2 separate regions of the Homo sapiens genome follow, and region 1 is linked to region 2. A link is an interaction called in ENCODE POLR2A ChIA-PET data of the cell type or tissue named here. Cell type or tissue: endothelial cell of umbilical vein. All regions are shown on one strand. Each heading gives the region's core, and the rest is flanking DNA. Links, peaks and the distances in the headings are about the cores only. Region 1 overlaps NDUFC2-KCTD14 (NDUFC2-KCTD14 readthrough). Region 2 overlaps INTS4 (integrator complex subunit 4).

Region 1 (8,417 bases), core at 359-8,358, 67 kb before region 2:
ATCTGTGAGCCACCATTATCTGTGATCCACCATTACCTATGGGCTCTTTAGCATGTCTATCCATATCTATAGTTTCTTCCACTTTCTTCTCAGAGCACTGGTCACACTGTGAAACCAGATATTCATTTCTGTGGTTATTCAATTACAGCTGACAATGGGCCCCTTGAGGTTAGCTCTTGTCCCCTGGTTCACTGCTCTTTCCCCAGTGCCTGGTGCCATGATTGACACACAGTAGGCAAATATGTGTTCCTCCTCTCTAAAAAGGGATTACGGGCTGGGTGCTGTGGCTCACGCCTATAATCCCAGCACTTTGAGAGGCCGAGGTGGGCAGACCGCTAGAGATCAGGAGTTTGAGACCAACCTGGCCAACATGGTGAAACCCCATCTCTACTAAAAAAAAAAAAAATACAAAAATTAGCCAGGCATGATGGCTGGTGCCTATAATCCCAGCTACTCGAGAGGCTGAGGCAGGAGAATTGCTTGAACTCTGGAGGCGGAGGTTGCAGTGAGCCGAGATCACACCACTGCACTGCAGCCTGGGCAACAGAGCAAGACCCTGTCTCAAAAAAAATAAAATAAATTTTAAAAAATAAACAAATAAATAAAAAGAGATTGCAGGTATGGTGGCTCACACCTGTAATCTCAGTACTTTGGGAGGCCAAGGTAGAAAGATTGCTTGAGCTCAGGGGTTTGAGACCAGTCTGGGCAACATAGTGAGACACCATCTCTACAAAAAAGTAAAAAAAATTAGCTGGGTGTTAGCGGTAATCCCAGCTACTTGGGAGGCTAAGGCAGGAGGGTTGCTTGATTCCAGGATGTCGAGTCTTCAGTTAGCTATGTTAGTGACACTGCACTCCAGCCTAGAGTCTGGGTGACAGAGTGAGATTCTGTCTCAAAAAAAAAAAAAAAAAAACCATTACTTGCTATCAGCGTTATTCTGAAGAGTCAATGGGATAAAGCTCTCCAAAGTGCCTGGCACAGTCAGATCAATCTGATGTAGTCCTGGACCATTCTCTACAGACTTGCATATTTCTCAAGCAGGTATGGAGCAGAGGGAGGGGAAGAGGGTCCTTGTGGGTTGGCAGGGGTCTCCTTCTCTGCAGGACTCACAGAGGGAGCCTTGTATGGGAGCGGGTGGACAGGATGCCTCGTGGCACAGCTGAGCCCCAGGCTGCCAAGCCTGGGCTGGGCTAGGCTGGGCACTCTGCCACAAGCAGCCTTCTGAGGGCCCTTTCATCTGAGTCCCAGCTGCCATTTGGCTGGCTGGCCTAAAGCCCAGCCGCCTGGAGGGGAGAGGGGCTGGCCGCATTGTCTCCTGAAGAACAGAGGGGAGTGAGTGAGGGGAGGGCAGAAGGAAGCAGTGCTTGCTCTTGGAGTCAGGCCAAAGGGAAACAAGATCCAGTGATAGGCAATAGCAAGGGGCTGTTTGAATTCTTTTGTTGCCATAGCATCAAGCAAGGCAGGATCACAGAGACCATCTCAGAAAATACACAAACCCCCACCATATTACAGGTGGAGAACTGAGGCCCAGAGAGGGGCAGGGACGTGTCTAAGGTGGTACTGCAAACTGGTGGCAGAGCCGAAACTAGAGCCCTGCTCTCTCGTCTCCTGGTCTGACTGACTCAAAGAGGTGCTTCATCTCTGGGAGCCTTGGGGTCCTCATATAGAAAATGGAGGTGCTAATGCCTATTTTGAACTGCCAGGGTCAAATGTGCTAATGTCACTGGAAAACTGAGTTTTTTTCCTACTTTGCATTGGTGGCAAAGAAAGAACATGCAATTGGAGGGGGGGAAAAAAGAAGCAAGCAGGTTTTATATTCCTGTCCAGGAATGGAGACAGAGAGAGCTCTTGCTCTAAAGAAATTTTCTCACAGAAAGGCCAGGCGCGATGGCTCACACCTGTAATCCCAGCACTTTGGGAGGCTGAGGCAGGTGGATCATGAGGTCAGGAGATCGAGACCATCCTGGCTAACACGGTGAAACCCTGTCTCTACTAAAAAATACAAAAAAAATTAGCCAGGCGTGGTGGTGGGCGCCTGTAGTCCCAGCTACTTGGGAGGCTGAGGCAGGAGAATGGTATGAACCTGGGAGGTGGAGCTTGCAGTGAGCCGAGATTGCGCTACTGCACTCCAGCCTGGGGGACAGAGCGAGACTCCGTCTCAAAAAAAAAAAAGAAAAAAAAAAAGTCTTGTCTGAGATTCCTTGTGGAACTGAGTTCCATCAAAACCTATTAAAAAACCCTAGTAAAAATAATTATTCTGGCTGAACTTTATGCAAATAATCAGGCCAACCATAAGACTAAAGTTTATTTTGCAAACAACTCAGTCCTATCATAATCTCTTTTTGACAAAAGTGAGAACAGGAGAGAGAAAAATTAAGTTTCAAAACTTATCATACACTTGACATTACATTCCAGTTTCATTAGTTGTTTTTAAGTTTTTCCCACATTTTAAATTAACCCTGCTTATTCCTGTGAACCAACCAGTGACCTCTGGGTAAAAACAGAAAATCTGGATCAATATACTAGTTCTGGGGAATTACCCTGCAAATCCTGTCAGGTGACAGCAGTAAATAGGGTGCCCATAACCGGGAGGTTTCTTCCTTTGGTGAAATAAGACCAAGGGAGCTAACCAAAGCCAAGCCCCATGCACCCAAATCTTAGCAGGTGTAACTATAGTCACTAGTTATCTGGGCGTGTCAGCGACTTCAGGATTTCTAAGCCGTCCTTACCCCCTTGTTTTGTTTTCATACATCTCTCTTTTTTTTTTTTTTTTTGGAGACAGAGTCTTGCTCTTTTGCTCAGGCTGGAGTGCAGTGGCATGGTCTTGGCTCACTGCAACCTCCGCCTCCCGGGTTCAAGCGATTCTCATGCCTAAGCCTCACCAGTAGCTAGGATTACAGGCATGCACCACCATGCCCAGCTAATTTTTGTATTTTTAGTAGAGATGGGGTTTCACCATATTGGTCAGGCTGGTCTCGAACTCCTGACCTGAAGTGATCTGCCCACCTCGGCCTCCCAAAGTGCTGAGCCACTGTGCCTGACCTCATTTTTATGCATGTCATTTAATAACCTGGTTTGTCTCTTCTTGCCTCCTAGGATCAAGTGATCCTTTTACTTTACCCTCCCGAATAGCTGTGACTACACACGTGTGCCACCATACCCAGTTAATTTTTGTATTGTCTGCAGAGATGGGGTTTTGCCATGTTTCCCAGGCTAGTCTCAAACTCCTGGGCTCAACTGATCTGCTGATCTCGGTCTTTCAAAGTGCTGCGATCACAGGTGTGAGTCACCATGCCTGGCTCCACATAACAATATACTTGTCACGTCCCCTCAGGCTGCTTTTTTTTTTTTTTTTTTGAGATGGACACTTGCTCTATTGCCAAAGCTGGAATGCAGTGGTGTGATCTGGGCTCACTGCAACCTCCGCCTCCCGGATTCAAGCAATTCTCCTGCTTCAGCCTCCCGAGTAGCTGGGACTATAGGCGCATGCCACCATGCCCGGCTAATTTTTGTATTTTTAGTAGATATGGGGTTTCACTATGCTGGCCAGGCTGGTATTGAACTCTTGACCTCATGATCCACCCGCCTCAGCCTCCCAAAGTGCTGGGATTACAGGCGCGAGCCACTGCTCCTGGCCCCTTAGGATGCTCTTGACTGTGACAGTTTCTCAGATTTTTCCTCTTTTGGGTGACCTTGATAGTTTTGAGGAGTACTGGTCAGTTATATTATAGGATGTCCCTCTATTGAAATTTCTCTGATGTTTTTCTCATGATTGAACTGAGGTTATGAGTTTTGGGGAGGAAGATCATTTTCCTCACATCACATCAAGGGTATATACTCGGTACTATAAACAAAAAATGAAAGTCTCAGCCCCCCAACCATCTGAATGGACCCCTCCTTCTGGCCAAGGGCATTCCAAAGTTAACCTGAAAAACTAGTTCAGGCCATGACTGGAAGGAGGTCAGACATGCCTCATTATACCCTTCCCCCTTTTGGAATTCAGGCACAGCTGACCAGTATTACCATCAAAACAGAGACCTTAAGACTGACAGAACAGTCTGTCAGTCATGCACAAAGTCTGTCAGTCTTTAAGTCTGATAAGAAATATTTGCAATCTATTCTCTCTGAAGCCTGCTACCTGGAGGCTTCATCGGCATGATAAAACCTTGGTCTATGCAACCCTTTATAGTAACCCAGACATCCCTTTCTATTGATCTCAGGTCTTTAGATAATAACCCATTGGCAAGCAGAAAATCCTTGCTTTTTTATTTTTATTTTTTAAGAGTAGAGACAGGGTCTGACTGGGAGTGGTGGCTCACGCCTGTAATCCTAGCACTTTGGGAGGCCGAGCCAGGCAGATCACAAGGTCAGGAGATCGAGACCATCCTGGCCAACATGGTGAAACCCCGTCTCTACTAAAAATACAAAAATTAGCTGGTTGTGGTGGTACATGCCTGCAATCCCAGCTACTCGGGAGGCTGAGGCAGGAGAATTGCTTGAACTTGGGAGGCAGAGGTTGTAGTGAGCTGAGGTTGCACCGCTGCACTTCAGCCTGGTGACAGAGTGAGGCTCTGCCTCAAAAAAAAAAAAATAGGGATGGGGTCTTGCTATGCTGCCCAGGTTGGTCCCCAACTCCTGGGCTCAAGCTATCTGCCTACCTTAGCCTCCCAAAGTGCTGCGATTACAGGCATGAGTTTCCATGCCTCAGAATCAGAAAATCGTTGAATCTGCTTATGACCTGGAAGCCCCCACAACCCCTTCCAGCTGTCCAGTCTTTTCGGACCTAACCAGTGTACGTCATACATGTATTAATTGGTATCTTCATTTTTATTATATTTTAATTAATTAATTAATTTTTTTTGAGACGGATTCTCGCTCTGTTGCCCAGGCTAGAGTGCAGTGGCATAATCTCGGCTCACTGCAACCTCCACCTCCCAGGTTCAAGCAATTCTCCTGCCTCAGCCTCCTGAGTAGCTGGGACTACAGGCGCATGCCACCACGCCAGCTAATTTTTTGTACTTTTAGTAGAATTGGGGTTTTACCATGTTGGCCAGGCTAGTGCCAAACTCCTGACCTCAAATGATCTGCCCACCTTGGCCTCTCAAAGTGCTGGGATTACAGGTGTGAGCCACTACACCTGGCCTTATATATTTATTTACAATCTCTAGTCCAACAGAGATATATATTTTTTGAGACAGGATCTCATTCCACTGCCCAAGCTGGGGTGCAGTGGTGTGATCATAGGTGACTACAGCCCTGACCTCCTAGGCTCAAGAGATCCTCTTGCCTCAGCCTCCCAAGTAGCTGAGACTACAGGCACATGTCACCATGCCTGACTAAGCTTTGTATTTTTTGTAGACATGGGGACTCACCATGTTGCCCAGGCTGGACTTGAACTCCTGGGGTCAAGTGATCCTCCCATCTTGGCCTCCCAGATCCACTCCCTTGGGATTATAGACTGAGCCACTGATGCCTAGCCAATTGATGTCTTTTCTTTTCTTTTCTTTTCTTTTTTTTGAGATGGAGTCTCACTCTATCTTCCAGGCTGGAGTGTAATGGTGCGATCTCAGCTCGCTGCAACCTCTGCCTCCCGGGTTCAAGTGATTTTCCTGCCTCAGCCTCCTTAGTAGCCCTAGCCGGGGATACAGGCACGCACCACCATGCCCGGCTAATTTTTACATTTTTAGTAGAGATGGGGTTTCACCATGTTGGCCAGGCTGGTCTCAAATTCCTGACTTCAAATGATCCACTTGCCTTGGCCTCCCAAAGTGGTGAGATTACAGGCGTGAGTCACCATGCGTGGCCCTAGTGTCTTATGTCTCCTTGAATATATAAAACCAAGTTGTAGCCTGACCACCTTGGGCACATGACCTGAGGACATCCTGAGGTTGTATCGTGGGCATGTTCTTAACCTTGGCAAAATAAACTTTTAAATTGGTTGAGACTTGTCTCAGATACTTTCTGGTTTACAGCAAGCACATACTGTTGTCATGATCGATAACTGTTGGCAACTGATTTTGGTCACCTGGCTGGAGTAGTATTGATCAGTTTCCCCAATGTAAAGTTTCTTCTCTTTTTCCTCCTTCCCATATTGTACTCGTTGGAAGAAGTCACGGCGCATAACCCACACTTAAGGAGTGGGAAATTATGCTCCCTCTCCTTTAGAGTTATATTTTAACTCTAGGAAAACAACCCCACAAAACAGATACCTAACTCTTTTCACCAGTGGGCATGCTTTGTACTCCAAGCAGCTGCCCTGGGCTGGCTAAATAGTCTACACTGGCCACTGTTATAGTAAATTAAAATGGAGATCAGGCCTGAAGAATCCCTGGCTAGACAATGCTAGTTAGGCCTCATAAGGGAACTCAGCCTTGCTGGATTTGCAAACATAAGCAAAACTTAACTTGGGTCAATGTGATGGTTAATACTGACTGTCAACTTGATTGGATTGAAGGACACAAAGTATTGATCCTGGGTGTGCCTGTGAGGGTGTTCCCAATGGAGATTAACATTTGAGTCAGTGGTCTGGGAAAGGATGGCCCACCCTTAATCTGGGTGGGCACAATCTAATCAGCTGCCAGCATGGCTAGAACATAAAGCAGGCAGAAAAATGTGAAAAGAGAGACTGGCCTAGCCTCCCAGCCTACATCTTTTTCCCGTGCTGGATGCTTCCTGCCTTCAAACATCAGACTCCAAGTTCTTCATTTTTGGAACTCGGACTGGCTCTCCTTGCTTCTCAGCCTGCCAATGGCCTGTTATGGGACCTTGTGATTGTGTGAGTTAATACTTAATAAACTCCCCTTTATATATATATATATATATATATATATATATATATATACACACACACACACACACACACACACACACACACGTGTGTATATATGTGTGTGTGTATATATACACACATATGTATATATATAACGGGGAGTTAAAAAAGTAATGGAATATATATATACAAATATATGTGTATGTATATATACCATTAGTTTTATTTTATTATTATTGTTTTTTGAGATGGGATTACACTCTTGTTGCCCAGGCTGGAGTGCAATGGCTTGATCTCAGCTCACTGCAACCTCCGTCTCCTAGGTTCAAGCGATTCTTCTGCCTCAGCCTCCCAAGTAGCTGGGATTACAGGTGCCCACCACCACGCCCAGCTAATTTTTTGTATTTTGTAGAGATGGGGTTTCGCCATGTTAGTCAGGCTGGTCTCGAACTCCTAACCTCAGGTGATCCACCTGCCATGGCCTCCCAAAGTGCTGAGATTACAGGCGTGAGCAACCGTGTCCAACCCTATTCCGTTAGTTCTGTCCCTCTGTAGAACCCTGACTAATAGAGTCATTTCTGGTAAATGCTAATGTTAGACAGAAACGAAACTTAACATTAGCCAACCACAAGCAGCCAACTAACATACAATTAAGTAGCTGTGGACTTTTCAACAAAGGAAACCAAAAAAGGAGATTTTTTAACTGTAACCAATTTTATATATATATATGTATATATATATATATGTGTGTGTGTGTGTGTGTGTGTGTGTGTGTGTGTATATATATATATATTTTTTTTTTTTTTTTTTGAGAGGGAATCTTTGTTGCCCAGGCTGGAGTTCAGTGGTGCAATCTTAGCTCACTACAATCTCTGCCTCCCGGGTTCCAGCGATTCTCCTGCCTCAGCGTCCACAGTATCTGGGATTACAGGCACATGCCATCACACCCAGCTAATTTTTGTATTTTCAGTAGAGACGGGGTTTCACCATTTTGGTCAGGCTGGTCTCGAACTTCTGACCTCAAATGATCTGTCCGCTTTGGCCTCCCAAAGTGCTAGGATTACAGGCGTGAGCCACCATGCCTGTCCCCAACAAAATATCTTGCTTCCATATTCTCCCCATAAATATTTGCCTCTGATGCATTGTCATGGGAACACTCAACCTCTTTCCATCTGGTGTTCCCCGATTCAAGAATTGCCTGTTACTCAAGTATACTCTTAAAAAAGTTTTGTTGATCCTCAGACTTTACATTTTAACACCACCCTACCTCCTAGAGCGCCAGTTTTCTGATCTGTAAAATGGGTGTTGCGGATCTTTCACTCCCTAGGACTGTAGGGAATAGAAAGTCTCTGGTTGTCAATGTCAGTCAATGTCAATTCCTTCTGCCTCCCCCATTTCACTACTGGGAACTCCGAGGCCCAGAGAGGGGCATTAACTAATGTCAACTTTAATAACGGGATTCAAGCAATATGTTTAAGTAATTTATTTAAGCGTAAAAGAAAATATAGGAAGAGGCAAGTTGCCGTGGCTCAGGCCTGTAATCCCACCACTTTGGGAGGCTGAGGTGGGAGGATCACTTGAGCCCAGGAGGTTGAGGTTGCAGTGAGCCTGATCCGCCACTGCACTTCAGCCTGAGCGATAGAGTGAG
Region 2 (8,417 bases), core at 285-8,284:
CCATAAAGAGAGCTTGCCTCCCCTCCCTCCCTCTCTTCTTTCCTTCCTGCTTTCCCTCCCTTCCTCCCTCCACTTGCCCTTCCTCATTCCTTCCTCCTTCCTTCCATTTGTCTCCTGCTTTATTTACTATGTAATAGTATAATCATTATTTTTTGAAGTTTAAATTGTCTCTTTATAATAATTTTTATTTTTATTTATTTTTTATTTTTATTTTTATTTTTGAGAAAGAGTCTCGCTCTGTCACACAGGCTGGAGTGCAGTGGCGCGATCTCGGCTCACTGCAAGCTCCGCCTCCTGGGTTCACGCCGTTCTCCTGCCTCAGCCTCCCGAGTAGCTGGGACTACAGGTGCCCGCGACCATGCCCGGCTAATTTTTTTTGTATTTTTTTTTTAGTAGAGATGGGGTTTCACCATGTTAGCCAGGATGGTCTCGATCTCCTGACCTCATGATCCACCCGCCTTGGCCTCCTAAAGTGCTAGGATTACAGGTGTGAGCCACTGCACCCGGCCAATAATTTTTAAATACAGGATGTTACTCTGTTGTATTCTTTGTATCACAGTAGGAAGAAAGTCGTGCTTTTGGATTCTTTTCAAAGTTCTCATTTATCCTCTCCTTAATCATTTCACTTATTGGATAGCTAATCCTCATTTGAGAGATGAATAGATGTAGTTCAAAGACTTGACAAGAAATTAATGCAGTTTTCTTGTGTAGCATCTGCACAACTGAAATTGAGGGTCTTCTGCTTTCTTTCCTATTTGTAAAGATTTTTCTGGGAGACCAAAGTTCTTGTTAAAAGAGGGTATACATTAGAATCTGCATACAGAATACACCAAATTGTTATCTGTCCTTAAAAACTATTCATATCAAGGATCACCTGAGCCCAAGAGTTTGAGACCAGTCTGGGCAATGTGGCAACATCCCATCTCTACAAAAATTTTAAAAATTAGCCAGGTGTGATGGCACACACCTGTGGTCCCCAGCTACTCAGGAGACTGAGGTGGGAGTATCTCTTGAGCTTGTCAGGCCAAGGTTGCAGTGAATGCTGATTGCAACACTGCACTCCAGCCTGGGTGACAGAGCGAGACCCTTATCTCAAAAGAAAAAAAAAATCCATATCGATGCTGAATGGATCAGTATGTTATTTTTATCTTATTCAACTTCATTCTCAGATTTTGTTGATACACAGAACCATTTATTTTTTTAATATATAGCAAAATTGTAAATTAATTTTTATTTTTGACACAAATTGGTCTTATTATTGGGGATGTGGTTTCCTTACTTGCTCCATTAATATAAAAATTATGGCACTTCAATGGCCTGACAAAATGTGTAACACCCAAATAGCATCTGCAGACACTTAGCAATTTTTTTTAATTAATAAGTTTTTATCCAACAGTATAAAGAAAAGCAGTTTTTTTTGTTTTTTTTTTTTTTTTTTTTTTGAGACGGAGTCTCGTTCTGCGCCCGGCCAGAAAAGCAGTTCTTAATGATGATGACCTTGATGCAAGAAGTGACTTGTAAGGGAAGGACATCATAAAATTGTAATTGTTTCCCTGAGAGCATGAGACTCTCTTTTGGGCTAAGATTCAGTGTGCAGTAATACATTGATTGTGCATTATTGTTGCCTGGTTGACAGAAGCTAGAAGTATTTAGTTTATTGCTTGAAAATCAAAGTGTTTGTAACAGAGGTGCAATCAACAGTTTAGTCATGAGAAATGATGTTTTTATACTAAATATAAATAGTTCATTTGTTTTGTTTTTGAATTTTAGGGGGCGCGGTTTGAGACAGTCTTGCTCTGTTGCTCAGGCTGGAGTGCAGTGGCGTGATCTTGGCTCACTGAAACCTCCGCTTCCTGGGTTCAAGCAATTCTCTGGCCTCAGCCTCCCGAGTAGCTGGGATTACAGGTGTGTGCCACCACACCTGGCTATAAATTTTTTTTTTAAAGAAATGGGGCCTCGCTGTGTTGTCCAAGCTGGCCAAGTCCCATTCACTTTTCTCCGCACTAGTGACTCACTTTGAGAATCATTATCCATTAGTGGGTAATGTGACCAATTTCATGAGACGTAATTTTTTTTTTTGAAAAAAAATAAAATACAAGTACCAGAGTAAATCACAAGCTATAAGGTAAATATTGTTTTGTTAAACTTGCTGTATGTCTGTTTTTATGTACTGTCTTGCAATATTATGTGTTTCTTACTTTGGGTGCTAGTCAAAAGAAGTTTGAAATCCAGAGTTTTGTACCATTTTTATTACCTCATTTCTTCAAAGTATTTTTAATTTATGTTGCTATGTTATGCAAATAGCTTGTTTTAGTAGCATTGGACTAGGGTAATGCAGGAGGAAAACTGATAATTTATTAAAATTCGTGGTGAGAGGTGCTAAAATAAAAAATATTGATAGTACTAAATGTCAACAAGGATGTGGCACATCTAGAACACTTATGCAGCACTGGTGGAAGTGTAAATTAGTACAGCCATTATGGAAAACTATTTGGCAATATCTTCTTTTTTGGAGGCAGTATCTCACTCTGTCATCCAGGTTGGAGTGCAGTGGCATGATCATGGCTCACTGCAGCCTCCACCTCCGAGGCTCAAAGGATCCTCCTACCTCAGCCTTCTGGGTAGCTGGGACTATAGGTGTGTGCCACCACATGCCTATAGTCCCATTTGCCCAGGACAGTCTTGAACTCCTGGGCTCAAGTGATCCTCCTGCCTTGGCCTCCCAAAGTGCTGGGATTATAGGCATGAGCTACTGTGCCCAACTGGCAGTATCTTCTTAAGCTGAAGCATGTCTTGTTACCTATCAATTCTACTTCTACATATATATCCAACAAAAATGTGAACATGTACACCAAAAGCCACATACAAGAATAATCACAGTAGCATTATTCGAAATAGCCAAAGACTGGAAATAACTTAAATATTCATCAACGGAAAGGCTAAATAGATTTTCATGTATTTACAAATGAATACTATATAAGTAACAAGAATAAATGAACCATTGCTATCTGCCATACCTTGCATAAATCTTACAAACATAATAAGCCACAGAAGCCAGATGCTATTTGATTTCATAAAGTACAAAAATAAACAAATGAACCTGTGTGTTAGAAGTCAGGATAGTAGCTATTTTTGGTGGTGATGTGGTGAGGTTGTTGCTGGGAGGAGGAATGAGGGATATTTCTGGAGTGTTGGTTATATACTATTTAATCTGGGTGCTTGTTATATATGTGTATTTGTGAAAATTTATTGAGCTGTACACTTAAGATTTTGCATATTTCTATGGATATTAAAAGTTTTAAAAATTTATACATTTTTGTCTGGTTTTAAAATTTGAAAGCAAATAAAACGCAATCAGGGACGAATTTTAAAGTACCTACTCTGTACAAGGCAAAGTGCCTTTGTATTCCCAAAGCTATTGGGAATACAAAGATGAAAAACTAGGACTTTTATTTTCTAAGGACTCATTTTTTTTGAGAAGACCCGTACTCAAGTAACATGATGCTAGACAGACTGTCCTAAGAATATAGGTCTTGAAATCACCCCTAAGGTTGCTGCAATGCTTTTGTTTCTGGTCTTGTCTGTGTTTGTTAAGATATCTTAATCATGTCCTTTTTTTCTTTTTCTTTTTTTCTTTTTTTTTTTTTTTTTAATAGCATCTGACAGATACGTCTCATGGTGTAAGAAATAAGTGCCTGCAGTTACTTGGCAATCTTGGCTCTTTGGAGAAAAGTGTCACAAAAGATGCAGAAGGCCTAGCTGCCAGAGATGTCCAGAAGATTATAGGGGATTACTTCAGTGACCAAGACCCACGTGTCAGAACAGCAGCTATAAAAGCCATGGTAAATGTGATTATGGAAACTAGTTGGGGCTAGTGTTCATTTTTGTTTTTTAAGTTTATAGCTAGTGCTGCCTTGGATACATTGTAAATTCTTCAGCATATACTTTCAGGAGGGTATTGGTGGTGGCCTCGCAGAACTCAGTGACACACATTCCTGTATACAAGTGTGCTTTTTTGGCTTTCTCTGGTAGCTTTCATGTGTATTTATGAAACATGGAAAGCACAATAGGAACCTGTTATAATTCCTTCGACTTGGAGGCATATGACTTGGTATGATATTATAATAGGGGGAGGTGGTGTTAATCATTTTTTCTTTAGGCTTCATATCATTATTTCATATTTTTCTAATACCTTCTTGGGACAGTCCATGGGTTAGATTTGTGAAATGCTTGAATGCTCCTATTGAAAGACGACAAGGTTTCTTATTTATATAGCACTAATTTTGGCTAAAAGGAACCATGTTAGCCTGATACAATAGGGGAAAATATGTGAGATTGTGGGGAGACATTGGAAATATTGCTCTTTTCCTCCCAAGCACTTAAACTATATATTTATTATCTAGTTGCAGCTCCATGAAAGAGGACTGAAATTACACCAAACAATTTATAATCAGGTACCTTATATGATTACTGTCTGGAAGGGGTTGGAGGTATCATGAAGCTGGGAGGGCGGCACACAGGTTCTCAGAATTTGAAAACGTAAGGACTTCGCTAGTTAATAGTGGCAGCGTTGATTGGGATGGATGTGAAGTCATATTCAAAACATACTTTTCAGGAAGAGAATGGAGGTTATGTAATTAAATAGCGCTAGTACATGTGAAAAGGACTTTTAGGAGGATTTACAAAGTTCAGTATGAGAATGAGAGTACCTGAAGAAAAGTGTAGCATTTAGAATAAGGAACGTGTTAGTCTTTCTGATCACTGTTTGGTTGGGCCGTACATGAACTCATTTCTGGGCACCACACTTCACAAACTAGAGTGTGTCTGGAGAAGGGTGACCAAGACCGTAGGATCATATAAAAAAAAAGTCACATGCATGTAGTAGTAGTGGTAAAGAAAGGTATAATGAAGTTGTGGAAAAGCTGATTGATGGCCAACCAAAAGGCCTTATGAGGCTGTATTTCTCTTGGAGGATAATTGACTGAATCTGGTAAAAGGAATCTAAATCCACGTTCAGAGATTAGGTTTTGTTAGCCTGCCAAGAGTGGTTTTATCTCTCATGGGAAGAAGATAATTAGCCAAGCCCCATCACAGATGTGTAAACCAAGTTTATTCCTCTATTGAATGAAGTAGAATGGGTCCAGAATGCTTGTGGTGGTGTGACCATCGCCTTCTTTTTCTATAAGAAAACTATGTGGGAAGCCAAATAATTCAAAGGAAACTTGGATCGTAAGGACTCAGAGGAAGGGAAGTTAGTTGGCTGATTCAGATGTTTGGTGGCGTAAGACTCTGTTAGTAATCTAGGCAAGCAGTAATGACAGCATCAAGGGAGTGAGGATGGACTGATAGTGTAGAATTTAAGATATAAGGTAGAATTTGCTTCCTTAATGAGTTCAGGTTTGCGTGTGTTGAGTATAAAAGTTTGATGGGACATCCATGAAGAGAATTCCAGCCATAAGTAGTTATAAAGGCCTGGAGATCAGGAGAAATCAGAGCTAAGGGTAGGTATTCAAAGCCATCAGTATTTAGGGAGTATGGGGCTACCCAGAAAGAGTGAGTGGATTGAAACAGAGGCCAGTGATTTCAGACCAAGGTAAACAGAAGTGTGTGCTTTGATTTTTACAGGGGGAGGAAAAAGCCATAATTGGTGTTTGAACCTGTGAGAACAGTACTGTTTGCTCCCAGCATGCTTTGCTGGGTTTGATCTGTTCTAGATGTTTTTATGCTGTCAGTCTGTGATTCTCCTTTCAGACATGGGGTAGGGTGCATAGTCAGAATACAGCCAGAGCAGCTGACAGAGGTCAAGATTCATTTTTAAGCAAAGATTCCAGAAGTTAAAACCACACACAAGTGTTTTACTGGGCATCCTTATCCAACCACCCTATCTTCACTTTGAAAATAGTTTAAACATTGCCTGAGAGGACACAGAACTAATAGACTTTTGGAATTCTTCTTTGCAGGCCTGTAAATTACTCTCTGATGACTATGAACAAGTGCGCAGTGCTGCAGTCCAGCTTATCTGGGTCGTCAGTCAGCTCTATCCTGAAAGGTCAGTGTGGGTGTAAGCTGGCTTTTGTTGATTGTGAAGCCGTTTTCCTCTCCTCTCACCATGCAAAAAGCCCACTTCTAGAAAAGAAATGTTGGTTACATTTTTGGAAGGCAATGGGGAATAAGGGAAAAGCACAGGCCCTGAAAATCAGATTGCCTGGTCCTCATTTTTCATCTCTGATAGGAACTTTCTGTACACTTTGGAAAGATACTTCACTTCTTTTATCCTAACCTTCTCATCCATAAGTGAAGAAATTGGAATATCTTTCTTAAATGGTTTTCAGTACTTTACAAAAAAATCTTTAAAATTGTTTGGGACCCATTTTAGTTTGGCTTGTGCCAAATGCCAGATAAAGATACCAGATGAGTTTGAGAATAATGATCTCTTATGTAGTTTTCCTGGTTAAAAATATTTTCACAGCAATTAAATTAACCACAGTGATTCTTTGAGGAGGTAGGCAATATTATTTATTATATTTTGTAAGATAGAATATTATATTTATAAATGTTTATTTATCTTTTATTTATAAATATTTATAGAATATTTTATTTTTCCTTGTATAGGAAAAAGGGGTGTTTTTTCCTGTTCATTAAACTGCCAGAATTTGAAAACCAGAATGAATTAATAAACCTGTAGGAGTAGGCTCCATTTGTAGTGTTTTAGGACTTAGACACATACAAAGAAAAGGGCTAACTGGAAATTGTGTCTTCTTTTAGGACTGGATTGATAAGTAAGTTTTATATTGATTTATTCTGAGATTTACTGTATTTATAGAAGTTCAGTCTGGACACGGTGGTGCCTGTAATCCCAGCACTTTCGGAGGCCGAGGTGGGCGGATCACCTCAGGTCAGGAGTTCAAGACCAGCTTGGTCAACATGGTGAAACCTCGTCTCTACTAAAAATACAAAAATTAGCCGGACATGGTGGCACACGCCTGTAATCCCAGCTACTAGGGAGGCTGAGGCAGGAGAATCGCTTGAACCTGGGAAGTGGAGATTGTGGTGAGCTGAGATCACACCACTGCACTCCAGCCTGGGTCACAGAGCAAGACACTTTCTCTCAAAAAAAAAAAAAAAAAAAAAGAAGTTCAGTTACAGAAGATAATAAACTTAAGGATATGAAATATTCGGTGGAAGCTAGTTTTTGATAATTTCATAAATCTTTGAACCTTTGGTGGGTTACGTACTTTTTTTTTTAAGGCAGGGTCTTGCTCTGTGGCCCAGGCTGCAGTGCAGTGATGTGATCTCGGCTTACTACAACCTCCAACTCCTGGGTTGAAGCAATTCTCATGCCTGAGCCTCCCAAGTAGCTGGAATTACAGTCGCGCACCACCACACCCAGCTCATTTTTTGTACTTTTAGTAGAGATGAGGTTTTGCCATGTTGGGTAGGCTGGTCTTGAACCCCTGGCTTCAGGTAATCTGCCCGCCTCAGTATCTCAGTGTGCTGGGATTACACGCCTGGCTGAACCTTTGGTGGGTTACACACTTTTATTCAATACATTGAAAATTTGCACCTGGTTGCAGTGACTCAGCCCTGTAATCCTAGCACTTTGGGAGGCTGAGGCGGGTGGATTGCTTGATCTCAGGAGTTTGAGATCAGCCTGGGCAACATGGTGAACCATCTCTACTAAAAATATAAAAAATTAGCTGGGTGTGGTGGCATGCTTTTGTAGTCCCGGCTACTCAGGAGGGTGAACTGGGAGGATCACCTGAGCCCAGGAAGTTGACACTGTGGTGAGCAGTGCTCACGCCACTGCACTCCAGCCTGGGCGACAGAAGTGAGACCCTGTCTCAAAAAAAAGCATAATTTGCAATGCAACTGAAAGAGTTGGTTTGTACTCCCAGAGTGATTTGTTTATTCCAAACTGTATTTAATCATTCTAGGATTTGAACTATTCAATTATCATTTTTGTGTGTGTCAGTCTTCATTGACTGTTCTCAGTTTATTGAGCCTGCAGCCTTACTTACTTATGTATTTATTTGTTTATTATTATTATTATTATTATTATTATTATTATTATTATTATTATTATTTTTTGAGATGGAGTCTCGCTCTGTTGCCCAGGCTGGAGTGTAGTGGCACTATCTTGGATCACTGCAACCTCCACATTCCAGGTTCAAGCGATTCTCCTGCCTCAGCCTCCTGAGTAGCTGGAATTGCAGACATGTGTCACCATGCCTGGCTAATTTTTATATTTTTAGTAGAGAGGAGGTTTCGCCATGTTGGCCAGGCTGGTCTCGAACTCTTGACCTCAAGTTATCCACCTGCCTCAGCCTCCCAAAGTGCTGGCATTACAGGCGTGAGCCATTGCGCCCAGACTGTATTTATTTTTCAAGACAGGGTCTTGCTGTGTCATCCAGGCTGGA

Evidence for each region. ChIA-PET counts read pairs that join two places held together with the same protein. Peaks named below come from ENCODE experiments on the same cell type or tissue, not always from the same donor. Only the 100,000 strongest peaks of a DNase experiment are listed, where the experiment ranks them.
Region 1: POLR2A ChIA-PET joins it to region 2 with 6 read pairs; 2 of 35 experiments call an interaction of 5 or more read pairs at or near these places.

Annotation. Positions count from the first base shown.
Region 1 is chr11:78,023,543-78,031,959 of GRCh38, reverse strand. The region is part of intron 2 of NDUFC2-KCTD14 (NDUFC2-KCTD14 readthrough); the gene reads left to right. It overlaps LOC124902723 (a long non-coding RNA gene), which reads right to left. Exons shown (of 2, transcript XR_007062795.1): 2 at 8,238-8,417. It also overlaps a transcript of KCTD14 not described here. Among named protein-coding and RNA genes, the nearest start is that of KCTD14, 4.5 kb to the right of the region's middle. RefSeq lists silencers at 21-90, 3,183-3,477 and enhancers at 1,212-1,724, 8,190-8,417. In endothelial cell of umbilical vein, for the core only: no CTCF peak of the experiment used is centred there; a DNase peak (open chromatin) is centred at 1,279; H3K27ac peaks cover 395 bases.
Region 2 is chr11:77,956,378-77,964,794 of GRCh38, reverse strand. INTS4 (integrator complex subunit 4) reads left to right here. Exons shown (of 23, transcript NM_033547.4): 5 at 3,657-3,842; 6 at 4,404-4,454; 7 at 5,961-6,049. Among named protein-coding and RNA genes, the nearest start is that of INTS4, 34 kb to the left of the region's middle. In endothelial cell of umbilical vein, for the core only: no CTCF peak of the experiment used is centred there; DNase peaks (open chromatin) are centred at 5,204 and 6,024.